2 separate regions of the Homo sapiens genome follow, and region 1 is linked to region 2. The links are chromatin loops, found by intact Hi-C in ENCODE. Cell type or tissue: A673. All regions are shown on one strand. Links, peaks and the distances in the headings refer to the core of each region. The heading gives the core; the rest is flanking DNA. Region 1 has its middle 490 kb from the start of LINC01493. Region 2 has its middle 810 kb from the start of LINC01493.

Region 1 (5,393 bases), core at 148-5,147, 320 kb before region 2:
GTTCTGATTTAGATTCATTGCTTGGGAGCTAGTGGTATTATTTTGAGGTGATGAGAAACTCTGACATTCAGTTCTTGTGCCAATTCCTTCTCATCTCAGGGAGCTGATGATTCGGAGACTTTTTTTGTTTGTTTTTATTTTTTTTAATTTCAGTGGTACTTCTTTATTTTTTATTCTTTTTACTCTTGATGGCATGACCGTGATATATGTTGCATATAATCAATTGGCTTTATTTTTGAGTGCTTTCAAGGTGCTGAGGCTCCATACAGGTTCCTTGGCTGCAGATAGATTCATGCAGTGGCTTTCTCAGATGTTTCTTATTGCAGTGATGTATTTTTGTTTGGTGGTATATTTCAGGCTATAGTTTAGCAGATGGCACTTAAGAATAAGAGCTAACAGATAGGGGTGGTGGCCGAGGCAATGGAGAGCATAAAAAGTGTCCTCTCTCAGCATGTGTTCACCTTCATTGGGGTTGGAGAGGCTAAAAAATCCTGAGAACTGATTTCTTTTTCTTTTCTTCTTCTTCTTCTTTTTTTTTTTTTTAGACTGAGTTTCACTCTTGTTGCCCAGGATGGAGTGTAATGGCACGATCTCAGCTCACCACAACATTCGCCTCCCGGGTTCAAGGAATTCTCCTCCTGCCTCAGCCTTCTCAGTAGCTGGGATTACAGGCATGCACCACCACACCTGGCTAATTTTGTATTTTTGGTATATATGGGGTTTCTCCATGTTGGTTAGGCTGGTCTCGAACTACTGACCTCAGGTGATCCACCTGCCTCAACCTCCCAAAGTGCTGGGATTACAGGTGTGAGCCACTGTGCTTGGCCGAGAAGTAGTTTCTTTCAGCTCATACTCCTCAGGCCCTAACTGGGCCACTGCTGAGTCTACAACAGTGCACTGAAGAGGGGAATGGAGGCAAGAGATGTCCCCATTGCAGGGGTCATCCATCCTACATGTCTATTCCAGGGCTTTTGTGCTGCTACATTCAATACCTGGCACCATGTTCATGTTTTCTTTGACCCAAAAGAGCTTTGGGAGGCTGCACTCCCTCCTTCCTTAGGGGTAAACTGTGGTGAGGATTAGATTTCCAGGGGAGTGGTATCTGCCTCTCTCCCACTCCTTATCTGATTTTCTATGAGACTAGGTTTAAAATGACATCCTCTTCTCAGCCCTAGGTCTGGGAAAATGCCTGCAGCTTTTCCCAGTGTCTTTCCCTCTGTCTGCCTCTCCCCAAGTTAGCTCCAGGGCTTGAGAGAAAAGTGGTGCTCTCCCTTGGCCTGGGTTGCACAGATCCCCAGAGGAAAGGAGAGACATAGAGGGAGAGTAACTAACCCTCTCACGTAGTGGGGCTTCACTCATATATTTATCAGCCAAAAGCCATAACAGGGACTGCTTGCCCACCTTCTCCTCTCCAGGGTCTGGGTTGTCCTTGGCTATTCTGGTGAATTATTGTCTTTCTTCTTGAATTAACACTCTCAGAGTTCATTTTTATGTGCTATTTTCCTGTTTCCACGTGGCTGAGACATACAAAAGCCTCTAATCCACTATCTTCCAAAGAAAAGAAAACTATATATTTCTAAAGATTATATTTTATATGCTCTTTATAGTCTGAGACTGAACATTTCCAATTCATCACAAATATTCTTCCGTTACATATTTTATTTTTGAACCTCCCTTTATCTGCTATTTGCCTCACTCTCGCTGTCCCTTCTTTGCATATAGGACAGGAGAGTGAAAGTGTTTGTTCACAACACCATCTTGATTCAATCTTAGTTTTTTCTGGATTAACTATTTTATAATTTGGCCAGAATTATCAGCATGTATGTAACTCTAAAATATATATTTTTAGCTTTAATATTTTTCTTGTGCTTCAGATTTGCTTATTTCATATTATTATTTAGATTTTTTTCCCGGCACATCTAAACTCAGCATAATCACAGCTAATCTCATCATTTCCTTCCCAAACTTGCTCCCCTTCAAAACAAAAGCACAAGTGTCAATAATGGCAACATATTATAACCATTTGTCCAATCTAGAAATCTAGTGTGAGCAACATCATTGATGCTTCCTCTCCATGACCCTCAGCTCTCACATTCAGTCAATCCCAGGCCACTTTCATATGCTATCATGTGTCTTCTGAATTACGGCAAGATCTTTCTAATTGGATTCCTTACTTCTTGTCTTGCTCACCACTGGTCCATTTTTCTGGAACAGTCAGAAAGGCTATTCTCAAATAACTTCATCAATTTAATATCCTACCTAATAGCTTCAAGGCATTCGTAATGCTCTAAGCCTAAATATCACCATGAAAAGCATTATTCATTGCCTAACCAATGGCTATTTCTCCCTTTTTTTTTTTTTTTTGCCAGCAGAGTCTGTCTTCCACTATATCCACAGACAATACCAGATATCTCCTTTCTTAGATACACTTGCAGCTCAGGAGTAAGCAATAACTCAATCCTGGCCAACTGAGCCTGAGGTATGATCTATTAGTGGGCTTCTCACAAACATTTACCTTCCTGACAGAATAAAAGAGATAAGCAAAAATTATTGTATAAGTTTCTTATTGCCCCTTCAGTTTCTGTCATTACTTCTCGTTAATCTATTCAGAATATTGCAGCCATATAAGAAATATTTTAAAAGAAAATCTAATCATGACATTCCTCTTCTTACAACCTTAATTTGGCTTCCTAACTGACTCTAAATAGCAAAGTCCACACGGTGGCCTAAAAAACTTCTATATAATCTATACCCACACCATTACTGTACTCTTTTAAGTCTGTGATCTCATTCCCTACTATCTCTGCTCACCCTTTCTAGATCTGCTAATATAGCAGTGTTGGTGGCATAGATCAGTGTATTTTACTACCCTTTGAGGTTATCACAATTAGTTCAGATTGCTCAATAAAGCAATCCCTTACTGAGACAGCTCCTTTTACAAAACAATGTTTTACTTTTACATTGTACCCTCTTTCTGCGGATCTCAGCGGGTTTTCTCATTTATCAGATAATCTTTATTCATAGAGGAAGTGAGACTGAAAAAGTTGATTTCCTACAAAAGGATGATCTGAGGCTGAGAACAGTTAATTGATCCAACTAAAATCATGTGCTCAGTCAAAAGCTGTCCCCAAAACGTTATTCATTTGACTCTACACCTTTCATCTTAGATTACAAAGTAGTCAGTTTTTGAGCACATGCTGTAACAGTTTGATTCTTACATAAAGACTTCTCAAATAATGGTATAAGAAATATTGTTGTTATTTTAAAATCTTATTCCTACAAATACTACTCAATTACTAAATACTAAAATTATTAAATATTATAAATACTACTAAATAAGTATACTATATTTTTTATAAATTATTTCTGAATGTGATAAGTGAGATTGTATCAAACCAATGCTAGCGACATACAAAAAAAAAATTTGAAGAATCCTGAGAGCTTCTCATGCAGTCAAAATCTGAGGAGGTATGTAGGAGAGAAATACAGAGACATTAAAATAACACTAAACTCCTCTTGCTGTGGCATCTGCTAACTAAAAATGATTGCTGAGGGAACTGACAAGATGAGCAGAATCTCTAGACTGAACTGTGCCAGACAGAAGAGAAAGAAATTGGACATCACAACTGCCATGGCTGAGAGGCCTTGAGAACAATTCAGTCCTAGGAGACTAAAGAACTTGAAGTGAATCCCTTCTAGAGGAAGATAACAAGATCCAAAGCCTCTAATGTCCTCGCAGTTTACAGTTATTAAACCAGAACATTAAAATAACTGTGACTAAAATAATATAATAGAGCATGAGAGGTCAATATACTGAAGGATGAGATGGAGAATTTAAGCAGAGAATGTAAATTTATAGAGAAAAATTAAATAAAAAGTATGCTACTATAATTACTAGTCAATATCAACTCATTCCTCTTACTATACTTACTGTCTAAAAGATAAATGTTGAAAAAATAATACGAGAAAGACAGGAAGAGAAAAAGAAAATGTAGGAAAAAAGGATACAGAGCATTTCTTATACCATTTCTAATTACTACCATAATTTCTATGGCTTTCAGTCACAAACAACTTAATGCTAAATTTATTCTGTGGATTTTTGCACTTGGAATAGACTCACTTTTCTATGACTTGTTAGAAAGGCTAGAAGATTAATGAGCTAATGTTGAGAAAGCATATCAAATGCAAAGTACACATTTTAGAGGCACTACAGATTTCATTAAAAATAAACAGAGAGTTGTAGTGAAAGCAAGTGGAATATGTGCCGAGATGAAGTAGTGACAGTATCCTCATGGTTCCCAGCATCCCCAACTTTGGGAGAATTTACAGTTCTGAAAGTTAAAAATTCATTGGCAATACAAATAATTTGCATTTATACATTTTATACTCTGAAAATGCTAATGTTTGAAATATTTAATCACAGGGTTTTAAATTATAAACTAATGGAAGAACGAAGAGAACTATAAAAATCACTTACTCTATTTAAATAACATTTGGAGAAAAAAAACACAGAGCCTTATAACTTCTAGGCCTTACTCAAATCACTATGTTTTATGTCACCTGGAAACTTAAGACTGTTTATATTTTTGTTGACCTTTCTAATGTATCTCCTCAATTTCCATATTTTAACAAATTGTCCAATATGAACCATTAATAAAAGAGAGGAAAGATGCACTCAGAAAATGGCCTGCAGAAGATTCCTTTGACCTAACAAATGTATATTAATTATATTCATTATAGTAAATATTCTTGTTATTTAAAATAAATTTTCTAAAACAGTTACATAATCAAATGAAAATGGGTCATTTTATCATATACCCAAGTAGAACTTATCATAAAAATAGGCAAAATGACATTTAATTATTCAAACAGAAATTAGGAAGAAAATGAAAGAATAAGAGCACTTTACTCTTTTTATAGTTATCAGAATATTATATATACAGATATTGAAAACTTGAAAAATTATTTAATTCCAATATGAATCTAGTCATAATGTTCTAGGAATGTTTCCAAGTCATTTCATGTGTTAATTAATCAAAATAATTATTTTTAATATTTTTATAATCTGCACATTCTAAGGTAAAAAGAAGTTTAAAAAGACTGTTCCAGTTGTACTTTGTCTCTTCTAAATTTAAAATGTTGCTAGTTAATAATCATAATCAGTAAATCTTTTAAATCTCATAAAATTAACCACTTTCTACGATTTTCCTCAATTAGAGTTTTCCTTTATTTAGTAAACAGTTTTGAGAGTCTTCTATATTCCAGCAATGTTTTAGACACTGGAAATACAATAGTAAATAAGACAGGGAAGTCTCATGAAATTAATATTCTCTAAAGAAAAACAGACATATGAGAGGGTGTGCATTTGGTTCGCAGCTACATTAATTGTAATG
Region 2 (5,393 bases), core at 333-5,332:
TAGATTTTTACTTAACAGGGGCAAAATTTTTCATCACTGAACAAAACATTTAAAGTATATAACTTCATAAGTGCTCTCATGTAAGGAATGAACCAATCTTAAAAGAAGAAAACATAATTCTACAAAACTTTTCAAAATCTAGACTTTAAAACTCTTTTATGTCATCGTGGTGCTATCACTATTCTAATAGTTTCCTTGAGCTAAAAATCTGGACAGAATTCATATTTTCTTGGAAGAATCATTTTACTTGTAATTCAACTGTCTACCTACAAATTTAGATTTGCCCTGTTGCTCTTCTTCCTTTAATTAACAAAATTGAGTAGCTTTTTATGTTGGAGATATGTTGCATACCAATGGGGAAAAAATAAAATAATTATATCTCCGGCCGGGCCTGGTGGCTCCTGCCTGTAATCCCAGCACATTGAGAGGCCGAGGCGGGTGGATCATGAGGTCAGGAGACCATCCTGGCTAACACGGTGAAACCTTGTCTCTACTAAAAATACAAAAAATTAGCCAGGCATGGTGGCGGGTGCCTGTAGTCCCAGCTACTCTGGAGGCTGAGGCAGGAGAATGGCGTGAACCCTGGAGGTAGAGCTTGCAGTGAGCAGAGACCGTGCCACTGCACACTGGCCTGGGCGACAGAGCAAGACTCCACCTCAAAAAAAAAAAAAAAGAAATTATATATCTATCTATCTTCGTTCCTCTTTTTTGAGTAAGAACTTACTGTCCAGGTGCGGTGGCTCACTCCTGTAATCCCAGCACTTTGGGAGGCCAAGGCAGGTGGCTCAGCTGAGGTCAGGAGTTTGAGACCAGCCTGACCAACATGATGAAACCCTATCTCTACTAAAAATACAAAATTAGCTGGGTATGGTGGTGCTTGTCTGTAATCCCAGCTACTCGGAAGGCTGAGGCAGGAGAATCGCTTGACCCAGGAGGCAGAGTTTGTAGTGAGCTGAGATTGTGCCATTGCACTCCAGCCTGAGCAACAAGAGTGAAACTCTGTCTCAGAAAAGAGAAAAAAAAAAAAAAAACTTACCCGAGTGATTCTTGTGTTGACTATGATTAAACTATTATGAAGGAAATGTAATAGAAATAAAATAAGGATGTTAAATAAAATCGAGTAAAATAATACAGATTAATTAAAAATATACACACAGGTAGTCTTAATAGATATGACATATATATCTCATATAAGTATATTAATGATATAGATGATATAAAATTATAACAATATAATATATATCATTTCATAATGAAAAGCTATTAGTAAACAGCAGAAGCAGCAACAATAATGGCAACCAGAAAACCTTTATGAAAACCGAATTAGTTAAAAGCTGCTTTTAAGAACATTTTAGTAAAGGAAAAGAAGAAGCTGAAGACCTAAACTCTGTACAAGGTCTTGGAAAGACAACAAAAACAAAGCAAAATCAGACCAGGAGTTTGACCTTTTCTATTCATGTAAACCAATTGTAACTAGGGGACAATTTCTGGGATTAAATAAAGTCATGTTTGACTGTTGGTGAACACGACTGTGGAAATCCTTGGTGTTGCTGATTTTGGGTTTACCCTCTCTGACTAAATATAAAATTGTTATGGGGATGAAAAGTCTAATGGGGATCAGGCAATGAAACTCACCAGAAATACTTGTTTCACATAGACAAAGTAGTATATTTTTCTAATAAAATTTATTTTAATGCCCTGCTTATGTAAAAATAAAATTTGTTTTACTATCTTATATTTTAGAGCACATATACAGAAAATGAAAGAAATCAAAATATTTGACAAAATATGTAGAAAGGAATACTGTTATAAATATCAAAAGATTTTATAACTTTAAGCTCCCGCTGCCAGAGACATGGTAAGAATGATTAATTCCTTCGCGCCTATCATTTCTCAGTGACCTCACTGTGAACACTCACACTTTATTAATAACTCCTGATATTTTTGCACTGTGTCTCATCCACAGGCCTCAGAAATTACAAACACTAGTTTTACCTAAGAGGAATCTAAGTAGCAAGTCACCACATTTTCCTAACAGAGAGTTTGAAACCCAGAAAGTCAGACTTGCTGAATATGAAGGAGCCCTGTGGAGTGGGTCAGAGTTACCTTTGACCTAAGAAAAGTGAGGTCAGTCTACGGCTATAGGCAGTAAATCCATCCAATAATGGGTTAAGGAGTACTGATAAAAGAACAACTACTACCAGCTGACTGGACCAGCTCATATTGTTTAAAATAATCTTCAAAAATCATAGGAATATATGGAGAAAACAAATTTCAAGGCACAGAAAGCTAAAAAACAACAAAAGCTACATTTGTAAATAATTTTATAATCGACAGATATTTATTTTCTTTATAACTCCATGTTCTTTTCAACAAATGGCCCATGAAGAGATAAGGTTGTGATTTTGTTGTTTCCATCCCTTTCCTTTCCAATGGAATTTAAGCTCAATGGAGGCACTCTTGTAAACTCTTCTCTCAGAAACTTGCACATAGAATGTAAAAAATATATCTTGAATAGTGTTGAATGAATGGACATAGAGAATAACAGGTTAAACTAGAACAAGAATGTAGGCTTCCTGATACTCAGTCCAGAGTTCTTTTCTTACATCATGTAATAGGCTCATAATGGCAATAAATAAACAAATGAGTGAATAAATGTAGAAAGAAAAGAGAGGAAGGGAGGGAGGGAAGGAAGGAAAGGAAGGAAGGAAGGAAGGAAGGAAGGAAGGAAATTAGCTTTCCATAAAATATCAGACTCGTGAAACGTCAACACAGAAATAACTGGGTAAAAGTGGCAAAAGATGATTGTTCATTAAAGTTACAGAGAAAACTGACCAGAGTCAACAGAGAGGTTAGGATAAAACAGGATTCTCACTTATAAAATTTAACTTAGTCAAACTCAAAGGGGGTGTATTTCTAATCCAAAACATAAAAACATTTAAAATGTTCATCTTAAAGTAGAAATAAAGGTATAAAAAATTATTTAGGAAATATATATTACTTTTCATAAGCAGAGAAAACTTCAACATTCACATAAATGACTTTTAAGTTTTTTAATTTCCTTAGTAATGATGATCTTTTCCTTCTTAGGAATCCACTATAGTTATACTTCACACACACATACACACACACACCCCTCAATTTTAAATATAGCACTCTTTTCTTTTTTTTTTTTCTGGAAACAGAGTTTCACTCTTGTCACCCAGGCTAGAGTGCAATGGCATGATCTCAGCTCACTGCAACCTCCACCTCCTGGGTTCAAGCAGTTCTCCTGCCTCAGCCTCCCGCGTAGCTGGGATTAAGGGCATGTGCCACCATGCCCGACTAATTTTTGTATTATTAGTAGAGACGGGGTTTCACCATGTTGGCCAGGCTGGTCTTGAACTCCTGACCTCAGGTGATCCACCCACCTTGGCTTCCCAAAGTGCTGGGATTACAGGGTGAGCCACCACACCTGGCCCAAATATAGCACTCTTTTTTCATAATCCTTTTTTTTTCACTCATTTATTCTAATTACAGAACTGCATCCTAACAGGTCTTACTCTTCACTTATTTTTTCCTTGTCTGACATGTCCAGTTAGTGCTCATGGAATATCAATTGCTCCCCTATATTTCCTGTTCACTGTTGTAGTTCATTTTAATATGTGACGGGGGTCTAGCAAATAGAACTGAGGGCATATATTATACATCGCTTCACATCTGATGCATTACTGAGTCCTTATTCTCCATTACGGCAAACTTACAGCCTTGTGATGAGAAGCCGGTAAGCTCATACCTTTGACAATTCATCAAATCAAGACATTTCCCCACTTGCCTCAGTGCTTGAATGACAAATAAACGTTGTTGGTATGAAGCCACTGAAATTACATCATGTATTTGCTACTACAACAAATCTAGGGTACAGCAAATTATCCTAATGTAACATTCTCCATTGGTTCTCCACAACAGCAGCCAGACAGAACACTAAAAAATATGCGTAGCATATTATTATGCCCTTTCTTTAAAATATTCATTTTTTAAATTAAACTTTGTATAGAATTCAAATCCTTTACTATATCCTATAAGGCTCACACTATCTGGCCTGTCAGATTCTCAGAACTCACCTCTCTCTGCTCACTCATTCTCTGACTTTCATTCTCTTGCTCAGTTCTGTCCATGCTTTGTACTTCCTGTGCTTTTTGCTTGCAGTGCTCATTTATAAGATCTTTACAAATTAAGAATAAGTTAAAACACAATCGTCTCAAGAATTTAACCCTTGGCTGGTCACAGTGGCTCACACCTGTAATCCCAGCACTCCGGGAGGCCGAGGCAGGTGAATCACAAGGTCAGGAGATTGAGACCATCCTGGCCAACATGGTGAAACCCTATCTGTACTAAAAATACAAAAATTAGCTGGGTGTGGTGGTGCGTGCCTGTAATTCCAGCTACTCAGGAGGCTGAGGCAGGAGAATCGCTTGAACCAGGGAGTCAGAGGTTGCCGTGAGCCGAGATCGTGCCACTGCACTCTAGCCTGGTGACAGAGTGAGACTCCATCTCAAAAAAAATTTTTAAAAATGAGAGTTTAACCCTTACCTACTCAAATGAGCTTCTCAATTTCTATGTTCTCTAGGGCTTCAGTTTGCGTCTTGGTGGCTATTTTTCATACACTTCATCTAGCCCTAAAATGATTTATTTGTTTACATGTTTATCATGTGCGTGCAATTTGAATTCCTTACTTTCAGGGATACCATTAGTTTTGAATCCCTGTATTCTGGAAACATGACATGGTACCTGTTTCATGTAATACCTATGCATGAAACAATGCATAAGATATTACATCATTGTTTCCAGAATACAGGGATTTAAAAATACATTATTTTTTTAAATAATGTATTCCAGAAACATGAACCAATACCTGTTGCATAGTAGTAACTAAACTTGTATTTACTTAATGATAAATAAATCATTATGATAATTTTGCAGAGAGATTAGTATATGAAGAAAATAAAATCCAGAAGAGGTGACATCTGAGATGACAACTGGATAGTAAGACGTTACCGACTTGCAATGTTTTGGAGACAGAACTTTCCACAGAAAACAGATAGCAACTGTAAAATCCTAAAGGCTGGAATGAGCACAGTGTAGCCCTGGAAGAAAAATGAGGTCAGTTAGATCAAGGAATAAGAAAGAGCCTTGGATTCTTTACCCAATGTTGTGCCTTTGCCTGGGAGAGGAGAGCTGGTCCTGCCCAGAGAACAGATAGCAGTTACATAATTTATACCCACACATCGAGCCTGGGATTAGAGTACAAGTGTTCCCTGCCTGTGGCCTCCTTGCTAACAATACCCAACCTGGACCCAGGCCCAGAACTCAAAAACTTTTATACAATGCCTCAACAAGAGAGATTCTCAGAT

What was found. Peaks named below come from ENCODE experiments on the same cell type or tissue, not always from the same donor. Only the 100,000 strongest peaks of a DNase experiment are listed, where the experiment ranks them.
Region 1: a loop joins it to region 2, with 11 times the contacts of the local background. A loop is called at or near these places in 1 of 110 quality-filtered maps.

Annotation. Positions count from the first base shown.
Region 1 is chr11:39,136,770-39,142,162 of GRCh38, forward strand. No RefSeq gene overlaps it. Among named protein-coding and RNA genes, the nearest start is that of LINC01493, 490 kb to the left of the region's middle. In A673, for the core only: no CTCF peak of the experiment used is centred there; DNase peaks (open chromatin) are centred at 2,992 and 3,502; H3K27ac peaks cover 3,122 bases.
Region 2 is chr11:39,456,010-39,461,402 of GRCh38, forward strand. No RefSeq gene overlaps it. Among named protein-coding and RNA genes, the nearest start is that of LINC01493, 810 kb to the left of the region's middle. In A673, for the core only: no CTCF peak of the experiment used is centred there; DNase peaks (open chromatin) are centred at 2,002, 2,672, 3,762 and 5,272; H3K27ac peaks cover 5,000 bases.